7 separate regions of the Homo sapiens genome follow, and all the other regions are linked to region 2. The links are chromatin contacts, found by Hi-C or POLR2A ChIA-PET in ENCODE. All regions are on one chromosome and are shown on one strand. Each heading gives the region's core, a stretch centred on a gene start or an enhancer-like site at or near the end of the contact. The rest is flanking DNA. Distances are from core to core; before and after follow the strand shown. Region 1 holds the start of PDIK1L (PDLIM1 interacting kinase 1 like). Region 2 holds the start of MACO1 (macoilin 1). Region 3 holds the start of CEP85 (centrosomal protein 85). Region 4 holds the start of CLIC4 (chloride intracellular channel 4). Region 5 has its middle 18 kb from the start of CLIC4. Region 6 overlaps EXTL1 (exostosin like glycosyltransferase 1). Region 7 holds the start of RCAN3AS (RCAN3 antisense RNA).

Region 1 (3,498 bases), core at 937-3,436, 680 kb after region 2:
TTGATCTAGGGTTACTGGATCAAATAATATTGCTATATATTGCCAAATTTCCTTGTTAACTGTTATATCACTTTGTCTTCCCACCAGCTATGTATGAGAATGCTAGCCTTAGGTGTATTTTGATACCATATCAGATTGAGGAGGCTGCAGAGATGAATCACAGACAAGGTTCCTGCCCCTAGGAATTCTCAGTCCTCCAGGAGGCCTAAAGGCTAAAAAAAATGACATAATAAGCAGGAGGCAGATTTACCCTGAAACTAATGAATCTTAAGCTTCAGAGTCCTTTACTTATAGGGACCCTTTCCAGTGTTCCAGATATGTGTTCACAGGGCCATTTTATAACATTTTTCCTCAGGAGGACACCCCAAATTATTTAAGTTTCAGGTCCCACAAGATCTAAACCCCCCTCACAGACTTAACAGTGAGCCTAAACTGGGGGCGAGAGTGGATTTCAAATCTCATCTGCAGCTGACTTAAGAGCAAGGGTTCCTATGATATTTAATGACTGAGACAAAATGAAAACGCTACTTTGATCGAGAGAGAGGTCCCTCCCCTGATTGGGATCAATAACCCACACAGGTAGTTAGCTGTCTACGCAGAGCCTTCTATATTTTCCCTCTACTTTTGAGGGCGGGAAATAAGTCTTGGCTGACACCAGTGTTTCCAGCAAACAGCTGAAGACTTGACACTTGGATGGCACTCAGGACAAAAATCTGAACAGATTACAGAACCGTTGTTGTTTTTTTTTTTTAAGGGGAGGGTGTGTTACACCAGGAATGGGTATTCAAGGTAGACACATCCCAAAACAGACACTTCAGTGAGAAGAGGCAGAGGTGTTTCCTCACCTGTAAAAACAGGATAATAAAACCTACTCTTGTGGGGTTTGGTTAGGATTAAGCAAGATCATTTATATAAAGACCTAACCCAGTGCCAGACTCTCGGGAGAAGGGGCATAAAGGACAGAAAATAAAATGAGTTGATCTTTGAGCACAGCGACAGGGATTTTTTGTACATCGTGCCTTACAGAGCGAGCGCTGGGAGGAGGAATCATCACCCTGCTGAGAAGTAATGGGTGCAGAATAAATCGAGTAAGAAGGAATGGACTTTTCTGGCGGATGCTTACTGATCTAACAACTGGATGACTGAGGAATGCGGTCCTAAGTGACCCCGGGCTGGCTGTGGGGCCAACAGCGTGCGGGATCTGACTAACAGCGTGTGGCAGCCGAGCGACTGCAGCAGCGGCGGGGACCCCATTGACTGTCCAGCCCCGAGAGCGGCAGGAGCGCGGTGGATCCTGGCTCGGACCAAGGCCTCTCCCCTGCGCCGACTGCAGACCAACCCTCCACCAGGAGCCTCGCGGGGGGGCGCCGTGGGCACCGCAGCCAGGTGCAGGCGCCTCCGCGCCCTCACTCCCCACGCCGAGGAGGTGGCCCTGGCTCCCTGCGGCCGCAGCCGGGGAACAATGAGGCGCCGGCCTCTTTAAGGGAGATACCACCGCGCCGGCGGGGCAGGGGACGGCATCCTCCCAGATGATCGCACCCAGCCCCGCGCCGCCGCCGCCGCCGCCGTCTCCGCAACTGCACCGCCCGCAAACATGGCTCAGTGACTCGGAGAAAAGCTGCAGTCTCCCTCCCGGCGGGGCGGACGCCAGGCCTCCTTGGTCGGGCCGCACCTCCCCGCAGGCCCGCCAAAGAGCACCGCGCCCCGCAGGCACCCGAGACCCGCGCGGAAGATGCACCGGGCGTTCCACCCCAGCGAGCCCCGCACCCCAGCCCGCAGCTCGGTAGGTCGGAAGGGGGCGGGTAGAGGGAGGGGAGGCCGCGGCCGGGCGCGCGCAGCCCCAGGCCCGGACCTGCCGCTGCAGACGGTCCCCGGGGCCGCGGGCCCTGAGCGCCCGCTGCGGCTGGAGGGTGGCCGAGCCCCGGCGTGGCGTGGCCTCGCGGTTCCCGAGCCCGGCCACCCCTGCGGGGAGCAGCACCAGTGGTGCGCTCCGGAGCGCGCACACCTCCGACGACTCCCGGCTCTGCAAATCCTCGAGAGAGGGAGGAGGCGAGCGGAGCGCCGGCCGCGCGCCTCGTCGGTGGCGCGGAACGTCCCGGCTCGCGCTACGGAAAGCCGGAGGGGGGCGGGGCCGTCGGCGTAAGGGGGTGTGTCCGCGCGCACCACGGGGGCGCGCGCCGGCTGCTGACTGGAGGCGGCGGCAGCGGAGGCGCGAGCTGCCCGATAATGGCGGCCTGCAGAGCCCATGAGAGGGAGAAGCGGCAGCGTCTACCCTGAGGTAAATCTGGCCTTTCGGCGTGGCGGAGAGGTCTTGCTGCAGAGCCGATGGCCCTGCATGTGCCTCCCTCCCTGGGAGGCTTGTCACAGACGTGTCAGCGGAGTCATCCTGGGGAAGGCCCTGCGCTCCTCAGGCCACCGACCCCAGTCGCGGCCTCCTCTCATACCGGGGCCACCTCCCCCCGGCCCTCAGCCCCCAGCCCCGAGGAGTTGAGGCAACTGCAGGGCTGGCTCCTCAGAGCGAAGGGGCTCAGGAGGCTCCCCTCCGGGCTTCATCTGAGCACGGCCGAGGAGGGGGAGGGCCTGACACTTGGCCAATGAGCGCGGCCTGAGCCGCCGCGTCGGGCAACACCTCTGGCCGCGACTGGCCCTTCCCGGGCGCCGGCAGGTGTCTGGCCTGGCCGGCTCGCGTCCCAGCGCCTGGTTAGAGCAGCGGGAGCGAGGGCCCGCCACTTTCGGTCGAAAGTCACTTAGGTTCGCATCGGATGCATCATTGGATCCGGGATCCCACGGGTTTCATAAACACCTCTCTCCTCCCTATTCAGGAAGGTGCTCTTCCCCATGGGGACTGTACCAGGCTGGAGAGGACATGGCACTGCTTCAGAGACACGAACCACCTTGAGTGGATGTGATTGGCGATCCCCGTAGAGCAGGAAAGCTCGTCTGCTGTGCAGCCGGCGCAGAGGATTCTGTGGCAGGAAATTAGACACTAGGAAATTCAGTAGCGATTTGAAGGGTGGGTGTCCAGTTAGAGGAAGTGGGACTGAACACAATCTCAGAAGTCATTTCTTTTTATTAAATCTATCCTGTAGACTTAAAGCAGTGGATCCCAACTTCTCAGGCTCTAGGGTCAGTAGCCTTTTGCTTCCCCAGCTGTACAGAATAAATATTGTACAATCTCAGGTTACTTTTCTAGCCCGTGGTCACAATCTACAAATGAGAATTCGTTCATGAAGTTGGTTATAATCTAGAAATTCTTTGGGCGCTGAGGAAGCCCACTTTAGACTTTCTCCATTCAACACATGAGCATTTCTGTGCAGGGCCTTTGCCCTCGCCTTTAAACCGTTCAGTAAGTTGAATTCCCAAGAACTCTGTCAGAGAGCCCCTTGATATGCAGGATCTTTGTTGGCAAAAATGACCTAGAACTAAATAGATATTGTTTACTCCAGCTGTCTTATGACTAGGAAAAAGGAAACATAAAAATTTTAAAATAGCTATTGT
Region 2 (3,440 bases), core at 827-3,326:
TGGATAAGCCTTGCCTAAGAAACCACACACCAGAAGCGGCACTGACAGAGATACTGTGTTGGGGCAGAGGCAGGAAGGGGGAAAGATCGGTTGCAGTGGATTTAAGGATAGTGAGAAAAACGGTTTGCTTGCCTGGCGTAGCCTGGAAAAGGAGGGTGGGTCCCCACTGTGACCAGCTCTGGATGCCCTTCGAAACAGAATGGGTTTTCTCTTCCAGGCACTGGGAGATCTTTGAAGGTTTGTGAGCAGAAGAAAGTAACACAGAGTCATGATTGAGGACAACGCATTTGGTGTAAAGTTTCTCCCTGGGGTAGATGTTGATTAAGGGAGGGGTGATTACAGGCCAGAGAGAGTTCTGTGAAACCCAGGACAAAACAAAATGGCATCTACTTCCTGGGAAGTTTTTTTTTTTTTTTTTTTTTTGAGACAAAGTCTCGCTCTCCTGCCTCAGCCTCTCGAGTAGCTGGGACTACAGGTGCCCGCCACCATGCCCAGCTAATTTTTTGTATTTTTAGTAGAGATGGGGTTTCACCATGTTATCCAGGATGGTCTCCGATCTCCTGACCTCGTGATCTACCCGCCTCGGCCTCCCAAAGTGCTGGGATTACAGGCGTGAGCCACCGCGCCCAGCCCTTCCTGGGAAGTTTTAAAAATGCACTGGAAGACTAACTGCCCCATTGTCGTTGAGGGATTACACTGATAAAGCTACTGGATAGGACATTCTGCAATATTTTCAGAAATATTTATAAAAGCTGCATTAAAACATGTAAAAATGCTTATGTTAAAAACAGTATGACTACTATTCTAGTATGACTACTATTCTAGTATGACCACTATTCTATTTAATAGCAATAGTAACATTATCATCCATAGGGGAAAATTGGAAAACAAGCAAATACAATAAAATGTCAACTGTATTTGTGTTAATGTGATGAGACTCATTGGTGTTTTTTCCTTTTCGGCCACTTTCCTACATTTTCCCCAGTTTTCTCTAATGATAAACATTCTTTTTATTTCTCTTAAAAAAAAACACCATGCGGACTTTTCTAAGTGTTACTTTGCCATACGTACGTGGCAGGGGAGTTATAAGGAGTAAATGAGCAAATACACGCAAATTACCCAGCACGGTGCCTGGCATAAAATCGGCGCTCAATGAGTACGAAGCGTGAAGGGTCGCCGGCCCCGCGTCCCCGCCTTGCAGGAGCCCGGACCCGCCGAGCAGGCTCCCGGTCCGGCCCGGCCCGGCCCGGAGGCCGATGCTTCGCGGTAGTGCCCTCGCGGGTCCTGCGGACTCGGCGCCCGCGGGGCCCACAGCGCTGCCCAGCCTGTGGACGTGGAGCCCGGGCCGCACCGCCGCACACGCCCCGGGCATCTCTGCGCTACGTCGCGCGCCCCCACGGCTCCGCCCCGTGGCGTAACCCGGGGCGGGGCCGCCACCTCCGATTGGCCGGCGCGCTGTCACCACGTCGCGGGAAGCTGGCAGGGTGTGTGTCTGTGTGCGTGTGGGGTTTGCTTTGTCATTCGTACCCCCGGTGCGCGCTGACGCGGTCGGCCTGGCCGAGCTCTCCAGCATCCGCAGAAGGGTCCCCGGCGCTGTTCCTGGGATGCTCCCTTACATAATGACGCGACTGGCTGAAGCGCACGTCAGCGCAGACACCGCACATGCCGCAAACCCGGGCCTTCCGATTTCATACATTGCTAGACGAGAGCCTACAATGCCATGCCGTACGGTATGCTCTAGTAGGGATTACAATACAATGAAACGCAACCCAATAATAATAAAGCATACCTTCGCAACAAGGCGTAATATAGGATGTTATATTTATAGGGCCTATTTATAAGCCTCTATTTAAATCTTTTCTGATAGGCTCAGCCGGGGACCCAGACACTATAATGATTGGCGCATTCTTCCGTCCTTCAAAGGGGCGGGTTCTAGAGTCAGTTTTGCCTCAGCGGGCCCTGGGATTGGCCGACAGCGGTTTACCGGTGGCTTCTATTGGCCTCCCGGGCCGTCCGTCGGAGCCGAGGAGGCGGGGCAGGCGGCTGGCTGGTGCTGGGCGGGCGGGCCCCGGAATTGTCATTTCTTTGTTTCCGAAGGCGGAGGAGGCTCCGAGCCCCCCCTCCCCGTGCTACCCCCTCCCCCCGGGTGCTGGCTCCATGTCTGTGTGACCGGCCTCAGGGGTAGAGTCCAGGCCCGACGCGGGGCGGGCCAGCGGCGGCGGCAGCTGAGGTGAGAGACGGCGGCGGCGGCGCGGGCACCCGGCCCCCCAGCGGGAGGATGAAGCGGCGGAACGCCGACTGCAGTAAGCTCCGCCGCCCCCTAAAGCGGAACCGGATCACCGAGGGCATTTACGGCAGGTGAGCGGCTGCACCCCCACTCCGCGGGCGCGGGCCCTGCGGTCCCCCTCCAGCTCCGAGGGGCCTGGCCCCGTTATGTAACCCCGAGTAGGCCGCACGCCCGCGCCGGGGGCTCTCCTAAGGAGCGCTGGCCCCGGAGCCGCTGGCCCGCCCGCCGGGGTCCGCCCCGGGTGCGCGGGGCGTGGCGAGGGTCGGCCCGGCCGGGCGGGCAGGGCGCGGCGGGCGCTGGCTGAGGGAGCCGCCGCGCCGCCGTTGGAAGCGCCGGGCCCGCCGGGGGGAGGGGCGGAGAGCCCCCAACCAGCCCGGCGTTCCTCAGCATCCCGGCCATGCCGCTGGGCCGGGAGGGCCGCTTCCGGGACCTCTGACTGGCCGCCGCTGGCCCCCGAGCCCCCCGGTGGCCTGGGGGCTTGCCGGCCGGAGCCAGGAGGCGCGTGGACCACAGCGCGGGGGGGTGGGGGAGGCTGACAAAGTTGAGAGCCCACTGTGGCCCCTCGTTCCCCCAAGCTGCCAGCATACTGGCCTGGGGCCATGCTGTCACTTCTTTCACCTTCTGCTTCCCATATGGGATCTCAAACTTGGCACCCAGGGCTGAAGCTGATACCCCCAAATCATGCCCTGTGGCCCTGCTCCAGATTCGGAAGGGTCTGATGACCAGTTTTTCAGCAAATATTGTTTTGACAATTCCAAGCAGATAGCTTGCTTTGAACGTTTTTAAAAAGGGATTTTCTCCAAACTCTTTTTTTTTTTTTTCATCCGCAAGAAAAGCAGTGTCCCTTTAAATAGAAATTGAATTCAGTCCACCGGTAGAGAAAGACAACAGGTTCATGGGGCAACTTACTATCATAGCTTCCCCAAGTCGATTTGTGTACGACTGTTATTTTCTGGTTCTTCTCAGAATGTTACTTGTAAATGGTATTTGCCTTGATACAGATTTCGGTGGAGAAGTAATTAGTTTACAAAGAAGAATTCTCAGCATGTGGATGTAGGCTTAATTGAGTCCTCATGGTGTTTTACAATTAGCTTCTCTAGCTGTGGGATTTCAAGAAATATGTGAGGTAGCTGATGACACCCAAGTTGTCTTA
Region 3 (3,328 bases), core at 532-3,031, 800 kb after region 2:
CACATCTTCCTAATTCTTCTCAGTCCTCTAGATGCCCCTGTTCCCTCCCTCCTCACATATGCCTTTCACAAAAGAAATGGAAGCCTTTCAATGTTTTCTGACTCTTCTTTCTCTTTCTTTCTTTCTTTTTCTTTCTTTCCTTCTTTCCTTCCGTCTTTCCTTCTTTCCTTCTTTCTTTCAGAACCTCGCTCTGTTGCCCAGGCTGGAGTGCAGTGATCTTGGCTCACTGCAACCTCTCCTCCTGAGTTCAAGTGATTCTCTTGCCCCAGCTTCCCCAGTAGCTGGGATTACAGGTGCCCACCACCACACCTGGCTAATTTTGTATTTTTAGTAGGGTTTTATCATGTTGGCCACAGGCTGGTCTCAAACTCCCGACCTCAAGTGATCCACCTGCCTGGGCCTCCCAAAGTGCTGGGATTACAGGCGTGAGCCACCGTGCCCGGCCAGGACTAACACTTTCTAGCTTTCTACCCTTCAGTCCATAAATTTATTCATTTAGACACCCTGTCTTAACATTTTTTTTTTTAGCCTTTACGTTAACAGAGGCTTCTGGTCCTAATTTCATATCATACCCAGGTTCATTTTCATTATCCATTAAATCTGCTATTTTATGTCTTCTATATTCTTATCTTAAAATACTAAAAGAGAGGACAAAGGATACAACCTTGGGGCACATCCCTAGGGTCTTTCCTCTAGAGTGACTTTTATTCAGTAATGAACTCACTTTGTCTGGCTCTTAAAGCTAAGAAATTATACAACTTTTTTTTTCCATACAACTTTTTTTTGGAGTGCAGGGGCACGATCTCGGCTCACTGCAACCTCCGGCTCCCTGGTTCAGGCGATTCTGCTGCCTCAGCCTCCCGAGTAGCTGGGATTACAGGTATGCGCCACCACACCCAGCTAATTTTTGTATTTTTAGTAGAGACGGGGTTTCACCATATTGGCCAGGATGGTCTCGATCTCCTGACCTCGTGATCCGCCCTCCTCTGTCTCCCAAAGTGCTGGGATTACAGGCATGAGCCACCGCGCCCGGCCTCCTATACAATTTTTTAGTATCTCTCCCTGCCAAGTCAGGTTTCTAGATACCCAGAATTTCACTATCTGAGATTCATTCCTTTGGCTGATGGTTCTGTTCTCCTTTCAAACAATTTTCCTGTCTGACTCTTCAAGCGCATATTAATGCAAATGGACTTAACAGTTCCTTTTCCTGTGGACCAAGTTTGGGGAGGGAGGCAGGACTGATCCTTTACCCTTCAACCTGAACCTTGGTCACAGGCTGACCACTGCGTCCAACCCAGACCAAGCCTTGACCCTGACTAGTCAGTGACCCAGGCCACACCCTAACTCCTGGTCACAACCTGAACCCCTGCTTCAGGTGTGAGAACTGATAGACCGGCGTTGGAATGGAAGGAGGGTGAGGCAAGCTGAGTGGGATTCTCGTGTCCCCAGCCCCGCCCGCGGGCCGCCAGCTTCCCAACCTGCACAGGCCCAGCAGGGCCCCTCCAGGTCTAGGTGAGCAGAGCTCCACCTACAGGTAAAACGCGGCAAGGGGCAGAGAAGGAGCCAAGTGGCGACGTGGTCATGCGCAGAAAGATCCGTCCGGCTCTCTGAGCAGAGGGTAGCGTGTGGGGGCGGGATACCGACGCGGCTCGGCTGCCGATTGGTCAGAAGAGGATAGAAAGGGGCGGGAAGCCGGCGCGGCTCGACTCCCGATTGGCCAGAGGCGGCAGAACGGGGTGGGGCCAAACGACGCGCGTTCTGTGGCGCGCGGCCTGGCGGGCGTGCAACGGCCGTTAGAGGAGCTGAGGGAGGGAACCACCGCTCACCGCAGACGTGGTGGCTGCAGTCAGTCTTCCCGAGTGAGGGATTTCGCCGCCCGCTTTCAGGCCCGTGTAAGTTTTCCTCCTTCGGGAGCCTCAGTCCTAGTGGCCGACCTTGCCTCTCCTCCCATAGCTCCGGCGAAGCCTCAGACGCTCGCGACCTGCCACCGTGAGGGGCCGGGGAGAGCGAAGCGCATGCGCCTCGGCTCCGAAGCCAGTGCCCCGGCATACGCCCTCTCGCGTCCCATTCCCCTCGCTTCCCCCGTTGCCTTGCTTTGCCGTCCGTGGTTCACCCCACGGCAGTCACTTTACCTGCGTGCCAGGCCCTGTGCCGATAGCCAGGGACACAGCGAGCGGCGCATTCCTTGCCCTTGCGGAGCGCACAGCCCTGGGAGTCGACGTTAAGCGGGGTAATCCCTCGGCGCGCAGTGAGGGTAGAGTGGAGAAATCTTACAAAGAGCGCAAAACAGAAGGCGCGGATCTAGTCGGAGAGGTCAGGGAGCCCTCCCCGAGGAGGAGAAGTTTGAGCCGAGATTGGAAGGCTGTGTAGAGAATTAAGGTTGTGGGACGGAAAGCACTTGGCGGGGCCTTACCCCGGTACTTCTCGGCCGGGGCGATTTTGCTTCCCTGGGGACATTGGTCGATGTCTGGAAACACTTTTGATAGTCACAGCTCCAGGGCTTGCTACTGGCATCTAGTGCGAAGAAGCCAGGGATGCTGTTACACAGCCTACTGTGTGTAGGACGCCCCCAACAACAAAGAAAAATCCCCCAAAATGTCAGTAGGGCGGAAGGTGAGGAAGCTTCCTTCAGCGAGAAGGAGCTGGTGCTTTGGTTGAACTGAAAGTTAGTGTGTTCAGGTTTATTTGTTCAACAGTATATTCAACGCTTACTTCACCTCAGTTAATGAGAGCGATCCTTTACACCAGTACATTCCCAACACGTGGCTCAGAGCCAGGCGCATAGTAGGCACGCAGTAAATTTCGGTTGATGAATTGAACACTGGGATAAGTAGGGGGCGGTGGTGATACAAGGACGATGAAGCTAGCCAGGCCTCATTTATTTGCCCTCAAACCTTGTCTGCTTTATAGTGATCTGGTGGTTTTGTATGTCTCACGACTTTTCTTTGTAAAGGCAACTTCTTGTCAAGGATTTGGCTTCTCTTTCACAAGGTTTAATGAATGATCAAGGCGGTGAAAATAGTGTAATGGTGTGAGATCCTTCGTGTGTCTGTGTCAGCTGTCTGTGTATCCCTTCAAATCCTCTCTTGTCTTGATGTGGTTCTCTTAACAGCTGCCAAGCATGATGTTCCACACTTAGATTGTAATTCTTTTTTTTTTTTTTTTTTTTGTGAGACGGAGTTTTGCTCTTGTTGCCCAGGCTGGAGTGCCGTGGCGCGATGTCGGCTCACCGCAACCTCCGCCTCCCAGGTTCAAGCGATTCTCCTGCCTCAGCCTCCCGAGTAGCTGGGATTACAGGCATGCGCCACCATGCACGGATAATTTTGTA
Region 4 (3,338 bases), core at 806-3,305, 690 kb before region 2:
CCCCCATCTAAGGGGAGCCTCCTGGAATTTATTTATTTATTTTCAACGAACTAGCCGGGCATAGAGAGAGTAGAATATGATGCCACATTCTAGCCTGCAGGGGTGGTAGGGACAGAATAAGTCTCAATGCAGTTAACAGCCATACTGACGGAGCAGCACATATGGTAAGGCAAGAATCAGTAATTAGCCCCACCCACTTCTAGATAATGAAACTGAGGCTTAGGGGTTTTAAGGACACTGCCTTGTCAGATTTGAACTTAAACAGTCAGACTACAGAGCACGTGTTCCTGACCACTGGGATACACTGGCTCTTTCACAGAGCCTCTGTGAGAAAATTTGAGCAACTTACTTTGGGCTGGCAGAGGAAGAAATTGCAAGTTTCACTGTATTTTCATGCCTACGTACAATTTGTTCAAACATTCTGGTATGTGCTAGGCACCGAGGATATGGAGACAAACCTCCCATGTCTGGGCCTCCTGGAACTCACTATTTATCCCAACCTGGGAAGTTGGGAGGAGTAGCTGTGAGTCAAGTATTATGGAAAGTCAGAAAAGGGCACAAGTAATTGTTTCCAGAGGAGGTGAAACTTGCCCCAGGCACTCAACAGCAGCAAACTAGGACCAGGTGCCTACAATCTCAAGGCAAGCACAGCTCTTGCCCTCGGGGGCTTAAATCCCAGGGCAGTTTAACTGGTTTGCGGACCACCTACTTCAGAATTGTCCTGGTGCTTGCTAAGATGTGGATTTCTCTTTTTCCCAGAGGATCTGGGAAACACAAAAAGCGGGGCTGCGTGTAGCACCTAGGTGATTCTGATGCACACTCAAATTTGACAGGTGAGCCGGGGGGAAGAAATGGGTGTGGGCAGTGGGGAACAAGATGGACAACGACTTGGAAGTCCTTAGTGGCCTGCAGGCACTGAGATTGCAGTTCAAGATCTTGAGCTTTGGGAGTTGTTACTCTCCAAGGGCTAGCTCAGAGCCTGAAACACAGTAAGGTTTCATAAATATTTGTGAATATGCGCCCGGCGCGGTGGCTCACGCCTGTAATCCCAGCACTTTGGGAGGCCGAGGCGGGCGGATCACGAGGTCAGGAGATCGAGACCATCCTGACTAACACGGTGAAACCCCGTCTCTACTAAAAATACAAAAATTAGCCGGGCGCGGTGGCGGGTGCCTGTAGTCCCAGCTACTTGGGAGGCTGAGGCAGGAGAATGGCGTGAACCCGGGGCAGAGTTTGCAGTGAGCCGAGATCGCGCCACTGCACTCCAGCCTAGGCGATAGAGCCAGACTCCGTCTCAAAAAAAAAAAAAAAAAAAATATATATATATATATATATATTTGTGAATATGCTGGCTGCCAAGATCGAAACGATCAGGAGCGTCAAAGGGAAAAACGAAGTCAGAGGCAGAAGAAAAAGGTGTTCCCCAGGCGATGAAAACTTTCCAGTAAGTTGTCTTGGAAAAGGCAACTCCGCGTAATAGAGGGACTTGGGGAGGTAGCCGCTGCGGGAAAGGGCGATGAGTCCTGGGGTGCTGCAGCGGGGGAGTGGGTAGGAGGCGCCTCCTAGCTTCCCCAGGGCGGCCGAGGCATGAGGTCACCTGGCACAGCAACAGCAGCAGCTGCGGAGGACGCGCAGGCGCTGCGGCGGGAGGCAGTGTCAGGCTCGGGCCCCTGGGGAATTCCTCCCCTCCTTTCCCCCCCGCACCAGTCCCCTAGAGAGGCGTACCCGGGTCCCGCCCGCCAGAGCCTGAGCTTTGTACCGCCCACCAAGGCCACGCCCCCTACCAGCTGTGGGGCGCCGCAGAGGTCCTTTCTTCGGCTCCGGAGCGGTCCCTCCGCCTTCCCCGCTCGAGGCCACGCCCCCGTGCTCCTGCCGCCTTATTTTCCCCGGAGAGTCCCGAGGCGCCGCGCCTTGGCCCTGCCTACAGCCCGAGGCCCCGCCCCCGGCGCCCCTCCCAGCCGTTTGAAGCGGCTCGGGCTGCGGCTGGCTCAGAGTGGCGCGGGGGGCGTGGGGCGGTGCTGAGGAGCTGAAGCCGTGGCCAGCTCGACGCCGGACAGTCCAGCGAGCAGCACGGCGGGAACCGGCAGCCGGAGCAGTCCCGGAGCAGAAGCAGCAGCAGCAGCAGCAGCCCTCGCCGTTCGCGGAGCGCAGCCGAGCCGGCCATGGCGTTGTCGATGCCGCTGAATGGGCTGAAGGAGGAGGACAAAGAGCCCCTCATCGAGCTCTTCGTCAAGGTGAGCGCTCGCCTCGCGGTCCCGCCCGGCAGATCCCCCGGCTCCCTCCCGGCTGCGGGGAGCGGCGTCCCGGGGCTCTCCTGAGGCGCCCCCGCTCGGCGCCAGCACCCGTCCCGCTGCGGGCACCCGCGCCCCCGGCCCATTGTCTGGGGGCCGCCCGCGCCTTCCCGCCTCCGAGGGCCCGTCGAGGGGTCCGGGTTGGGGACCCGGGCGGCGGCCACCGTCTCCAGCGCGTAGGCATCGGCGGACGCCAGACCAGCGTCCCGCGCCCGGGTGGGTCGGGAAGAGCCCACGGGCGGGACTTGCCTGCCCCGGGGCCCCAGCGCCGGGCGCGCGCGGGTCCTGTCACCACCCCCCGCCCGGGCGCCGGGGCCCGGCCCCACCCGCTCCCCAGCGCTCCGGTCCGCCGCCCGGAGCCCGAACTGCGGCCCGCCGCCCGATGAGCTTTCAAACGAACTTCTTTGAACGCGTTTTTGAAAAAGCATTTGCTCCCCACTGGTCTGAAACGGAAACTTTAATTTTCGATGCAATCTTAAACAAATTTACCAAAGAGCAGGTGCTCTTGGACCTTCGGAAAAGACCGAGATTCCCAACTTGTGTTTTTCTGTCTTGGGCATTTACTGGCTTTCTCGTTTCTCAAGCGCGGAGTGTTCTGTATGATGCAACATTTTGGCTTCTCCCCCCGGCGTTGCTGCTTCGGGAAGGATTGTGTGTGCCCTTTTGTTTTGAAAGAAATTGAGGGAGAGAATTCTTAACTTGCTTGGGCTTTAAAGGGTTGGTTTTCCCTTGTGTCTTCAGCTTTCATGTGTGGAATTTATTTGCTTACACATACTACCCCTCTTCCTTTGCTTTTCTCTTTAATACTTTTTATTTTAGCAAAGGAGAGAGTCGAAGTTATAAACATCTGGATCCAGCTCCTTCCCTCAAAACTTAAAAAAAACACTTTGAGCTTCTTCCAGCCACTTAAAAAGCCAGGCTCATTCAGAGCTAGGCAACATACCGGAAAGTAAATGGTCATCTAGAACTATTGGGTTCTTTTTTTTCCCCGAGTTTTTACTTTAAAGAAAGGACATTTCAGGATGTGTTTAAGAGATAGAGAAGGGC
Region 5 (3,277 bases), core at 489-2,988, 700 kb before region 2:
ATCGGTTGAGCCTGGGAGGCGGAGGTTACAGTGAGCTGAGATGGCGCCATTGCACTCTGGCCTGGGTGACAGAGTGAGACTCTGTCTCAAACAACGACGACAACAACAACAACAACAACAACAGCAGACTCCAGCACTTTGGGAGGCTGAGATGGGTGGATCGCCTGAGGTCAGGAGTTCAAGACTAGCGTGGCCAACACAGTGAAACCTCGTCCGTACTAAAAATACAAAAAATTGGCCAGATGCGGTGGCTCACGCCTGTAATCCCAGCACTTTGGGAGGCCAAGGTGGGTGGATCAAGAGGTCAAGAGATCGAGACCATCCTGGTAAACATGGTGAAACCCCGTCTCTACTAAAAATACAAAAATTAGCTGGGCGTGGTGGTGCGTGCCTGTAGTCCCAGCTACTCGGGAGGCTAAGACAGGAGAATTGCTTGAACCTGGGAGGCGGAGGTTGCCGTGAGCTGAGATCACGCCACTGCACTCCAGCCTGGTGACAGAGTCAGACTTCGTCTAAAAAAAAAATAGCTGGGCTATTACAGGTGGCGGGTGCCTGTAATCCCAGCTACTAGGGAGGCTGAGGCAGGAGAATCACTTGAACCCGGGAGGCAGAGGTTGCGGTGAGCCGAGATCGCACCATTGCACTCCAGCCTGGGCAACAAGAGTGAAACTCCGTATCAAAAGAACAAAAAAACAAAACAGACTGTCTCCTGAAATCCGCAGAGTCCCCTCTTGCTATCCTTGGAATCCATCTGTGGCTCCCACCCCTTCCATTCACTGTTCTGGCTCTTTTAAGAGATTCCCCTTTCGGAGAGACCCTGGCTCCACCTGGAAGGAGCCAAGGCTGACTTGCCCCGGTGTGCTGCCAGCCAAGTGGCTGTTTCCACAGAAATGAGCACCTCCAAGCTCAGGGAACAAAACTTCAAAGATGCCCTCTGCCCGTCCTGGTTTGCACTCCCTCCCTCCAAAGTGTCCACATGAATAAGCTCTCCTCTCCCATTCAACCTGCAGGACCCCAGGCCAGGTGAGGCAGGCAGCTGCTCTTCACTCGTTCCTCCCTGCACTTCCGCACCAAGAAGAGAGGCCACACTTTTTTTTTTTTTGAAACAGGTGTGTGCCACCAAGCCCAACTAATTAAAAAAACTTTTTATTTATTTATTTGAAGAGACAGGGTCTGACCATGTTGCCCAAGCTGGTCTTGAATCCCTGGACTCAAGCAATCCTCTCACCTCAGCCTCCCAAAGTGCTGGAATTATAGGCGTGAGCCACCGCACTCAGTGAGGTCACCTTCCTTCCTTCCTTCTTTCCTTCCTCTCTCTCTCTCTCTGTCTCTTTCTTTCTTTCGATGGAGTTTTGCTCTTGTCGCCGAGGCTGGAGTGCAGTGGCGCGATCTGGACCCACTGTAACCTCCGTCCCCCCAGATTCAAGTGATTGTCCTGCCTCAGCCTCCCAAGTAGCTGGGATTATAAGGCATGCACCACCACGCCCAACTAATTTTTATATTTTTAGTAGAGACGGGGTTTTGCCAAGTTGGCCTTGAACTCCTGACCTCAGGCGATCCACCTGTGTTAGCCCCTCAAAGTGCTGGGAATACAGGTGTGAGCCATGACACCCTATACGTGTAGCTTTTTAGAAAGCATAACAGCACTCTCCCCTCCACTTTCAAAAGTGGGCCCCAGCGGCTCAGACTCCCTTGCCAGTTTCACTTTGGAAAGATGCAGTATGTGAGCAGTGCTGTCTTATTTCCCAGCTGGCCGGCCCAGGAGGCCCAGCCCCAAGGACCAGACACTGTGGGTTGGCCTCGGGGACGATGATCTAAGACAGCTGGAGTGTCTTCCTGGCTGTTAGCAAAAGAGAAACCAACTAATTCACCACAAAGTCCTTAAAAAGAGAAGTAATAGGATGAGTTCTGGCACCTCACTTAAGTCCAACAGGAGTGGGGAAATTCCCCTAAATATCACTTGGGGATCCAGCTTTTCCCTCTCTTTGAACCTCTTTGATGTTTATTTAATGTAATTAATTAACTTATTTAAATTTTTGAGACAGGGTCTCACTCTGTTGCCCAGACTGGAATGCAGTGGCACAATCACGGTTCACTGCAGCCTCGACCTCCTGGACTATAGCAATCCTCCCACCTCAGCCTCCCGAGTAGCTGGCACTACAGGTATAAGCCACCATGCCCGGCTAATTTTTTGTACTTTTAGTAGAGCCAGAGTTTCACCATGTTGCCAGGCTGGTCTCCAACTCCTGGGCTCAGGTGATCCTCTTGCCTGGCCCCCATTTATTTTAATTTGAAGTAATTTCAAACTAACAGGAAACTTGCAAAAATAATGTAAAGAACTCTTAAATACCGTTTACCCAGATTCATCAATTGTTTTGCATTTTGCCACATTTATTTTCTCTTTCTACAGAGTAGATATGAATCCATATCTACATCTATATAGAGAGAAAATAAATGTGGATACATATCTATATGTATATATGGAGATAAACTGATAGACATAGATGTGGATATACACATACATATAATTTTTTTTTTTTTAAGATACAGAGTCTCGCTCTGTCGCCCAGGCTGGAGTGTGGAGTGCAGTGGCCTGATCTCGGCTCACTGCAACCTCTGCCTCCTGGGTTCAAGCAATTCTCCTGTCTCAGCATCCCGAGTAGCTGGGAATACAGGTACATGCTGCCACGCCCGGCTAATTTTTTGTGTTTTAGTAGAGACAGGGTTTCACCGTGTTGCCAGGGCTGGTCTTAAACTCCTGAACTCAGGTAATCCGCCCACCTCAGCCTCCTAACATGCTAGGATTACAGGCGTGAGCCACCGCACCCAACCCTTTTTATTTTTATTTATTTATTTATTTTGTTTTTTTGAGATGGAGTTTCGCTCTTGTTGCCCAGGCTGGAATGCAATGGCGTGATCTTGGCTCACCGCAATCTCCACCTCCCCGGTTCAAGCGATTCTCCTGCCTCAGCCTCCTGAGTAGCTGGGATTGCAGGCATGCGCCACCACACCCAGCTAATTTTGTATTTTTAGTAGAGATGGGGTTTCTCCATATTGGTCAGGCTGGTCTTGAACGCCCTACGTCAGGTGATCTGCCCGCCTCGGCCTCCCAGAGTGTTGGGATTACAGGCGTGAGCCACCGTGCCTGGCAAGTTATCTTTCTTACAGAATGTTCTTCAACTCAGGTGAATCTGACGTCTCCTCATGAACACATTCAGCTTTGCATTCTCAGCTGGAACATTACGAAAGTGATATAGTGTGCTTTGCAGGGCGTGAC
Region 6 (3,429 bases), core at 364-2,863, 600 kb after region 2:
TCAGAGTATCAGAGGACCAGAGACCCCACCCCCACCCCGAACGGAGCAGAGTGGCCTAGACCCCAGGGATCCAGGTTCAAGGCCGAGATCTGCCACTTCCCAGCTGTGGGATCCTGGGCAAATCTCCTCACTTCTCTAGAGTTTGTTTTCTCATCTGTAAAATGGGATGGATTCACCTCCCAGGGCTGGTGTGAACATTAAATGAAGTCCCTGGCACAGAGGTTCCACAAATGGTAGCTATTGTTATTTGAAGTAGAGCCATGCAGTGAGTAAGGGCAGTGTGTGGGTTTGCTGGTGGTGGGGTGACAAGAAAATAGTCCTGATGCTTTATGAATGTGGATGTTATGAGTTGGGGAACATCCCAGACCTTCCAGAAGCTGCCTGAAGTGCTCCGGTCTTAGGGCAGAGACTGAATTCTGTAAGACCTCTTTAGAGGGGTTCCTTAAACATGTTTAAATCAAATATGCATAACGTGGAACCTCTTATAGATTACTCAGGAGCTCTGCAGGGAATTCTCAGTAGAGTGAAGAATTACCTAATGTCTGCGAGATGAGGCTGGCCTGTCTGAGGGCCGTGTGAAGTGAGCTCACCCGGAGCGGTATCAGCCTGGTTCATCCACAACTGTTCTTTGGGCTTCCATGTTTGATGGCTTTGAAACCAGCTGATCCAAACCCATCTAATTCTGGCTCTGAGTTCAGCGCTCAGAGCCCAAGGATGGGGGGCCCAAGGAGCTGTGAGGGAGAGGGCAGGGAACACACCACTAACTGCAGATAAGCCACGGGGCACAGCACAATGGAGAGCTGTTCACGCCAGGGATGGGAGCTCTCTGAGGCAGCCAGGGCTCAGAGGCTTGGGGATGGGGGTCAAAGGGAGAGGTGAGGTCAGGAGGGAGGAGAATGGGGCCTGGGGATGGATTTGGCTGCAGCCTCTCCCTGTCTTTTCCTCTTGCCCAGGTATTACCACACTCTCTTCACCCACTCCCTGCCCAAGGCTCTGAGGACCCTGGCAGATGAGGCACCCACCTGTGTGGACGTCCTGATGAATTTCATAGTAGCAGCAGTCACCAAGCTGCCCCCTATCAAGGTGCCCTATGGCAAGCAGCGCCAGGAGGCTGCTCCACTGGTGAGGGCTGAGGGGGATTGGTCGGAACTGGCAGGGATTGGGCGGGGATGCCGGAGAGGATTCCCTCTCACTGTCTAATTCCAGTCTTTCTTGCTGCACGGGCGTGGGGAGTTCGGAAGGGCAGAGAAGCCCGTTAATGCATTGCTTCTTTCCCTCTTAGGCGCCTGGGGGCCCGGGGCCCAGGCCAAAGCCGCCTGCCCCAGCCCCCGACTGCATCAACCAGATAGCGGCAGCGTTCGGCCACATGCCCTTGCTGTCCTCTCGTCTGCGTCTGGACCCGGTGCTGTTTAAGGACCCGGTGTCCGTGCAGCGCAAGAAGTACCGCAGCCTGGAGAAGCCCTAGGGGGGCGACCCGCGGAGACCCCAGCAGAGGTCGCAGCCCAGCTCCCAGGGGGCCCGGCGCCTGCCGGCGGGCTCCGCTCTTGGGACACCGGAGAACCTATCATGTCAGCCAGCGGGCCCACACGTCGGACCCCGGTTGGCCAATCACAACAGGGGGGCGTGGCCTTACCTTCTCCTGCTCGCCCTCAGCCGCGGAGCCTCTGCGGAGGCTGAGCCCCGCGACCGGAGCGCCGCTCTCCGCTTCTCCACCCAGCTAACTTCTGCTCGTCTTTCAGAGCATTGTCTCCTCCAGGGACTTGCCTGGCCCTCCTCCCCCTCCGCCCCCAATGGGTTCGGTCTCCTTTGCGCTTTCGCAGTCCAGTGTTTGCCGCGGTTCCCGCACGGTCAGGCCCCAGGACTGGCTTGCGAGCCCCGGGGGGCGGGTCGTGTCGTGTCCTTTTCTCTCTGGCTAGGCAGGTGTGCCGCAAATATTTGACGAATAGATGGATGGCAGACATTAACTGCGTGCCTGGCCCTATGAGGGCGGCGGCGGGACAGGGTGAGCGGAGAGACAGAACTGTCCCCGCCCCACCCCGCCACCCATTCCTAGGGTTCCTAGTCCCGGGAAGGCAACTACCCAAAGACGCCTGGGTTGTCAGGCTCAATCCTTGAGCCTCAACCAAGGAGCAGAGGGGTGCGGGTAAACGAGGAGTGGGGCGAGGAAAGCGGGATGGGAACAAGTGGCCTGTCCCCGCACGGCCCGCGGCTCAGCCTCGGCCGTCTGCCCTGCACTACCAAGGCCGACCACTAGAGGTCAGCGTCGCGCCGCACTCTTCACCCGCATGTCCAGAGGGCGGCCGGGATGTGGAGGGTGAGCGCTGTGGGCAGCTCGGGGGCTGAAAGCTGGGAAGAGAAATCTGAAGAACAGCCCCATCTCTTTCGCCTGCACACTTGGAACTCAGCAAGAAGGGACTGTTTCTAGGTGGGCTGGGCGCGAGCAGGGACTGTCCCGAGCGGTATAGGTGAGAATGGAGTTGGGGGGGGACACTAGGTCCTCCGGGGTTCACCCACCTGGAGCTGGAATTATCACTTCCGAAATAAAGCGCGTGTCCTTGCCCCCTCACGCTCCAGGCTATAAATACCCTTACAGCAGCTGCTCGAGGGAGGGGCTCAGGGCTCAGGGCTCGCCTGGGAGCGCGTGCGACTCCAGAGGGTGAGGGTGGTGGGTCCAGCCCAGGTCCAGGGTGTCAGGTGTTTTCCTGCTTTGATGGCCTGGCAGCTCTGGAAACTCCCGTGACTGTCTCACTGGCAGGAACATACTGTCCCCTTAGGCCTCTCCAAGGCCTTCCACCCCCACCCCCCAGCTTGACCTCGGCGGGCCCCTGGATGACTCAGGTCCTCCCTAGAGCCAGTCACAGCTGAGTGGCAGAGTGGGTTACCCTTGGGAGGCGTGGTGCTGTGAGATGCTTGAGGTACAGGGCGGACTGGAAATTAAAGAGGTGGGGGAGAGGCAGTCCGGCCCGGAGTCAAGAACTGAGGGTGGGTGGGAAAGCATACAGCTGGGGCCCAGGCAGCCTTCCCAGGGTGGGGAGGGCGCTGGATGCCAGGCCCAGCCAGGTGAAAGAGGCACCTTTCCAATCACAGCTGTGACACCCAGGACACTGAACTGCCTTGGCATGTCCTCACCCATGGGCCGGGCACTGCTGGTCCCAGGGGTTTGTATTGTACCAACAGGCAGCGCAGACCGACAGGCCCCCAGACCCTGCTGTAGAGGAAGGTCTACCGAAATGAGGCAGAAATCCCAGACCTGCCTGCACTGGCTGTCTGACTTCAGGAAAACGATTCAACCTCTGAGCCTGTTTTTTCATCTGTAAGAATGCAGGACAGCAGTGATGGTCTCCTTTTTTTTTTTTTTTTTTTTTTTTTAAGCTGGAGTCTCGCTCTGTCACCCAGGCTGGAGTGCAGTGGTGTGATCTCAGCTCACTG
Region 7 (3,433 bases), core at 619-3,118, 930 kb before region 2:
ATTTGCTGCTTAACCCAGTCTGATTGATGTATTCCATGAAAAAAAGAGAATCTTGAATAATACTGGAAAATGCGAACCCCGTTCCCTGAACCATCATGTAGGATTGCTCACTTCTTCCTCTGCTTTGTCAGCACTTTGCAAATGTCTCAGTGCACAAATACAACTGTATCACAATCACTGTCTCCCCCATCTGTGAGCTCCTCAGGTGGCAGATCTCTATGGACCTTACCCTTGCAAGCCCAACACCCACACAGGGCCTAATACCTCAGGGAAACTAAATTAAGCTAATCTGGTTGTTTGACTTAGGATCTCTCAGGGCCATTTTTTTTGTGTGAACGTGCATCAGACATCTCCAGGCAGGGCTATGGAATGCAGCTGTTTCCAATCTCATTTGATGTGAAAACTCAATTTTTTGGCCAGGTGCAATGGCTCACGCCTATAATCCCAGCACTCTGGGAAGCCAAGGCAGGAGGATTGCTTGAGTTCAGGAGTTTGAGACCAGCCTGGGCAACATTGTGAAACCTTGTCTCTACAAAAAGTAGAAAAATTAGCCAGGCATGGTGGCATGTGCCTGTAGTCCCAACTACTCAGGAGGCTGAGATGGGAGGATCACTTGAGCCTGGATGGTTGAGGCTATGATTGTGCCACTGCACTCCAACCTAGGCAACAGAGCAGACCCATCTCAAAACAAACAAAAAAACACCAAAAAAAAAAAAAAAAACAACCCTCAATTTTTGCAAAAGTTGCTGTGTTAGAGGAATTTAGAGAAAAAATAATTACTATAGTCCTTAGAGTGACCTTGACAAAAGAAGCAGCTTGCCATCAATATTAGTTAAACGAATGAAAGTGAAGAACTTAGTTTAAGACAAGATGGGGAGCAGGAGCAGCACGGTTGGAGGCAGCAGGAACCACAGAAGCAGCAAGCAGGAAGTAGGAGGGGCGATCTGCTGGACATACCTCGGTGACTATGCTGGGCTCAACTGCTGGGGAGCCCTTGGGGTCATAATCCAACCCTGATTTCTTAGTTTACATCTAACAGGGATTAGATGTGCTGTACACATTTTAGTCCATCTTCCTGCCCCATGATGCAGGCGCTGAGTGCCTTTGATGTTAAGCTTCACTGTGCCTCACTTTGCCTCTGAAAGGTCTTGAGTGGGTAATGAGAGCTGATTTTCTTCTAACTGCACATTCCTTTTTTTTTTTTTTTTTGAGACGGAGTCTTGCTATGCTGTCCAGGCTGGTCTCAGACTCCTGGCCTCAACCGATCCTCCCACCTCTGCCTCCTGAGTTAGCTGGGACTACGGGTGCGCACCACTGCGTGACTGCGCGTCCTTGTAGGTGGGAGATGAGCCCAGTTATTTTCCCTGCTGTGTGACCCTGCTTCCTTCTCTGCCGGCTAAGGGAAGAGACACCAGCTGCCTTCCAAGTTGGGCTCAGGAGCTTTGTCATCATAGTTGTTATTGGTGGTAATAATACCTGCCAATGTAAGCCTCGGTCCTATCACTGAAACTCGCTCAACAGCTTAGACCCCGGCTCTTCCCTTTGCGTAATAGTTGTAATCATGTCCCATGGTCTCCTAAGGCGTCGGAGACAAGCAAGACTGCGTGGAAGGGTTTTTACACGAAAAAGAAAGCATTAAACATGTGGATTGTATGACAACGGTAGATAGGGCATAGGGTGAAGAGGAGTAAGAGGAGGAGGGAGAGCGGGAGGAGGGAGAAGAGCACGAGTGGGGAGGAGAGGAGGGGAGGGGATGGGAGGGGAGGGGAAGGAGTGGGTAAGGGGAAGAGGGTTGTACCCGCCAGGGCGGGACCCAGCCTGTGCCGTCCCACACCTTGTGCTAGCTCCAGCTCAGCTACCTGCGGCCGCCTCTCCTCGGGCAATGAGGCGCCGGGAAGCCCACAGCATCTGATAATATCCGGGCCGCCGGTTGCCGGGAGGTGAACCGAGGTAAACTCGCCGCGCGCGGGGCGCAGTGTACATAGTAACCAGCCCTGAGTAAACGTTCGTCATATTCCTATGAGCTGCTCCGGGGACTGTCCTACGGGGCTAGCAGGAAAAGGAGATCGGCTCTCTCCGCTCCCGGTGGAAAACGAGAAGGTCGCCAGAGGTCCTGTTTTCGGGGTGATCTAAAGCCCCCGCCCCAGCGCTACAGCCCAAGCCCCCCACAGGCTGGGGACCAGGAACCCGGAGGAGCGGGAGGAGGGCGCGCGCGGCGAGACACCCCCACCCCGGCCCCCGCGCGCCCCCGCCCCGGTCCCCGCCCGGGTCCCCGCCTTGTCCTGGGCTCTGGCGCCTGCGCCGCCGTGCGCGCGCCCTGCCAGAACAGGAGGGGACGAGGCGGGCGCGCGGCGCCGGCAGCCTAGCTCAGCCGGGACACCGCCCTAGTCCCAGCCCAGGGGGCCGCTCTCGCCGGCGTCGAGGGCGTGGCGGCGAGGCTGCTGCTGCAGGCGGCTCCCGGCTCTGCCTTCGGCCCCGCCCGCCGCCCACCAGGCTCCCAGAGGCCCCGCAGCTCGCGCCGTCCGGCTCCCCGCAGCCCCGTCGGGCAGCCCGGGCCCGTCCGCTGCCCTCCCGGCTCCCGTCCTGCGGCGGCGGGGCGTGCAGGTGAGGCCCCACGGCGCCCGGCCTCTCCAGCAGGTTTGCACCCAGCGCGGGGCGGGGCGGGGCGGGGCGGGTGGGGGGGGTGGTGCATGAAAAGTTAAAAAAAAAAAAAAAAAAAAAAAAGCCGCCCCGAGAAGTCCGGGAGGGGTGGGCACTCCGAGCCGCGGGACCGGGAGATGCTACCGCGCGCGACCTCGCCTCCCGCGACCTCGCCTCCCGCCGCACCCTTCTCGCGCGCGGGGTCTAGTCTGGCAGCCTCGAGGGTGGTGTCCCGGAAAACAAAACAAAAATGTTTTGTCTTCTCCACCAACGATTTTCTCCCACCAAGTGTGTTTGACCTTTTGAAAAGCCGACAGGCCCAGCCTGCCTGTGAAGGCAGGAGCGGTGTAGGGGCGCCTGGAAGGTGGAAGCCCCCTGTCTTTCTCCCTTGCCCCGCTTCCCCCACGGTGCGTGGATCACCATCGCATTAGTGACTCCCTAACTTCTTGAAACTTGTCTGTCTGCTTCTGTCCGCCGCCTGGACAGGTAGGGCAGGAGTGATCTGTTCCAGGTTGATTCTTCTAGCTTCCGTGCAAAATCTGATCATCTCCTTTAGAGATTAGGATTCTAGTGTAGGAAGCAATCCAGATCCGTGTTTCAGATACAAACAAGGATTATTTAAAGTGATGTTTTCCTGTAGTGCTGAAAGCCAAAAATATTCGCTTCCACTTGTTGGAAGCCACCAAGTACACCACATTTATTTGAACTTTTCATAGAAGTCTCTGATGTACTATTTGGCAAAAGAAGCAATTGATTTATCTGTAGCTGTGATTACATACGATGTAAAGTAATT

What was found. A loop is a pair of places that touch in the nucleus more often than their neighbours do. ChIA-PET counts read pairs that join two places held with the same protein, here RNA polymerase II (POLR2A). Pooled maps may share reads with other maps.
Region 1: a loop to region 2 is called in a map of CD8-positive, alpha-beta T cell, with 28 times the contacts of the local background. The contact joins the promoter of PDIK1L here to the promoter of MACO1 in region 2. A Hi-C loop is called at or near these places in 1 of 168 maps with a recorded cell type or tissue (CD8-positive, alpha-beta T cell), 4 of 37 single-sample maps with no recorded cell type and 15 of 50 pooled maps. POLR2A ChIA-PET finds 5 or more read pairs at or near these places in 3 of 52 experiments (H1, activated CD4-positive, alpha-beta T cell and activated CD8-positive, alpha-beta T cell).
Region 3: a loop to region 2 is called in a pooled map, with 9 times the contacts of the local background. The contact joins the promoter of CEP85 here to the promoter of MACO1 in region 2. A Hi-C loop is called at or near these places in 3 of 37 single-sample maps with no recorded cell type and 10 of 50 pooled maps. POLR2A ChIA-PET finds 5 or more read pairs at or near these places in 1 of 52 experiments (naive thymus-derived CD4-positive, alpha-beta T cell).
Region 4: a loop to region 2 is called in a map of OCI-LY7, with 4 times the contacts of the local background. The contact joins the promoter of CLIC4 here to the promoter of MACO1 in region 2. A Hi-C loop is called at or near these places in 3 of 168 maps with a recorded cell type or tissue (CD4-positive, alpha-beta memory T cell, OCI-LY7 and naive thymus-derived CD4-positive, alpha-beta T cell), 13 of 37 single-sample maps with no recorded cell type and 11 of 50 pooled maps.
Region 5: a loop to region 2 is called in a pooled map, with 4 times the contacts of the local background. The contact joins the enhancer-like site here to the promoter of MACO1 in region 2. A Hi-C loop is called at or near these places in 2 of 50 pooled maps. POLR2A ChIA-PET finds 5 or more read pairs at or near these places in 3 of 52 experiments (CD4-positive, alpha-beta memory T cell and activated CD4-positive, alpha-beta T cell).
Region 6: a loop to region 2 is called in a pooled map, with 14 times the contacts of the local background. The contact joins the enhancer-like site here to the promoter of MACO1 in region 2. A Hi-C loop is called at or near these places in 8 of 50 pooled maps. POLR2A ChIA-PET finds 5 or more read pairs at or near these places in 3 of 52 experiments (H1, HepG2 and RWPE1).
Region 7: a map of naive thymus-derived CD4-positive, alpha-beta T cell shows a loop between it and region 2 (8-fold over the local background). The contact joins the promoter of RCAN3AS here to the promoter of MACO1 in region 2. A Hi-C loop is called at or near these places in 1 of 168 maps with a recorded cell type or tissue (naive thymus-derived CD4-positive, alpha-beta T cell) and 7 of 50 pooled maps. POLR2A ChIA-PET finds 5 or more read pairs at or near these places in 2 of 52 experiments (activated CD4-positive, alpha-beta T cell and naive thymus-derived CD8-positive, alpha-beta T cell).

Annotation. Positions count from the first base shown.
Region 1 is chr1:26,109,638-26,113,135 of GRCh38, forward strand. It overlaps PDIK1L (PDLIM1 interacting kinase 1 like), which reads left to right and starts at 2,187. Exons shown (of 3, transcript NM_152835.5): 1 at 2,187-2,278. RefSeq lists silencers at 1,201-1,480, 1,541-2,180 and enhancers at 2,231-2,460, 2,841-2,950.
Region 2 is chr1:25,428,821-25,432,260 of GRCh38, forward strand. MACO1 (macoilin 1) reads left to right here and starts at 2,077. Exons shown (of 11, transcript NM_018202.6): 1 at 2,077-2,358. The coding sequence starts at 2,279. It also overlaps a transcript of RHCE not described here. RefSeq lists silencers at 1,103-1,542, 1,933-2,592.
Region 3 is chr1:26,232,419-26,235,746 of GRCh38, forward strand. CEP85 (centrosomal protein 85) reads left to right here and starts at 1,782. Exons shown (of 14, transcript NM_001319944.2): 1 at 1,782-1,892. RefSeq lists enhancers at 1,981-2,130, 2,451-2,510, 2,601-2,650.
Region 4 is chr1:24,743,392-24,746,729 of GRCh38, forward strand. CLIC4 (chloride intracellular channel 4) reads left to right here and starts at 2,056. Exons shown (of 6, transcript NM_013943.3): 1 at 2,056-2,234. The coding sequence starts at 2,163. RefSeq lists enhancers at 1-152, 1,365-1,970, 1,971-2,576 and silencers at 1,658-2,367, 2,468-2,627.
Region 5 is chr1:24,725,918-24,729,194 of GRCh38, forward strand. No RefSeq gene overlaps it. Among named protein-coding and RNA genes, the nearest start is that of CLIC4, 18 kb to the right of the region's middle. Within about 2 kb of position 1,739, at least 24 of the 41 ENCODE cell types and tissues checked have a DNase peak (open chromatin) inside an H3K27ac peak, as active enhancers do.
Region 6 is chr1:26,033,883-26,037,311 of GRCh38, forward strand. EXTL1 (exostosin like glycosyltransferase 1) reads left to right here. Exons shown (of 11, transcript NM_004455.3): 10 at 954-1,122; 11 at 1,283-2,582. The coding sequence ends at 1,465. It overlaps SLC30A2 (solute carrier family 30 member 2), which reads right to left. Exons shown (of 8, transcript NM_001004434.3): 8 at 3,370-3,429. Among named protein-coding and RNA genes, the nearest start is that of SLC30A2, 11 kb to the right of the region's middle. RefSeq lists enhancers at 503-1,233, 1,732-1,801, 1,812-1,901, 1,912-2,051, 2,332-2,431 and silencers at 1,292-1,591, 1,536-1,699. Within about 2 kb of position 1,614, at least 29 of the 41 ENCODE cell types and tissues checked have a DNase peak (open chromatin) inside an H3K27ac peak, as active enhancers do.
Region 7 is chr1:24,500,514-24,503,946 of GRCh38, forward strand. RCAN3AS (RCAN3 antisense RNA) reads right to left here and starts at 1,869. Exons shown (of 2, transcript NR_144360.1): 1 at 1,835-1,869. RCAN3 (RCAN family member 3) reads left to right here and starts at 2,323. Exons shown (of 5, transcript NM_013441.4): 1 at 2,323-2,637. RefSeq lists an enhancer at 1,009-1,108 and silencers at 1,712-1,884, 2,166-2,665.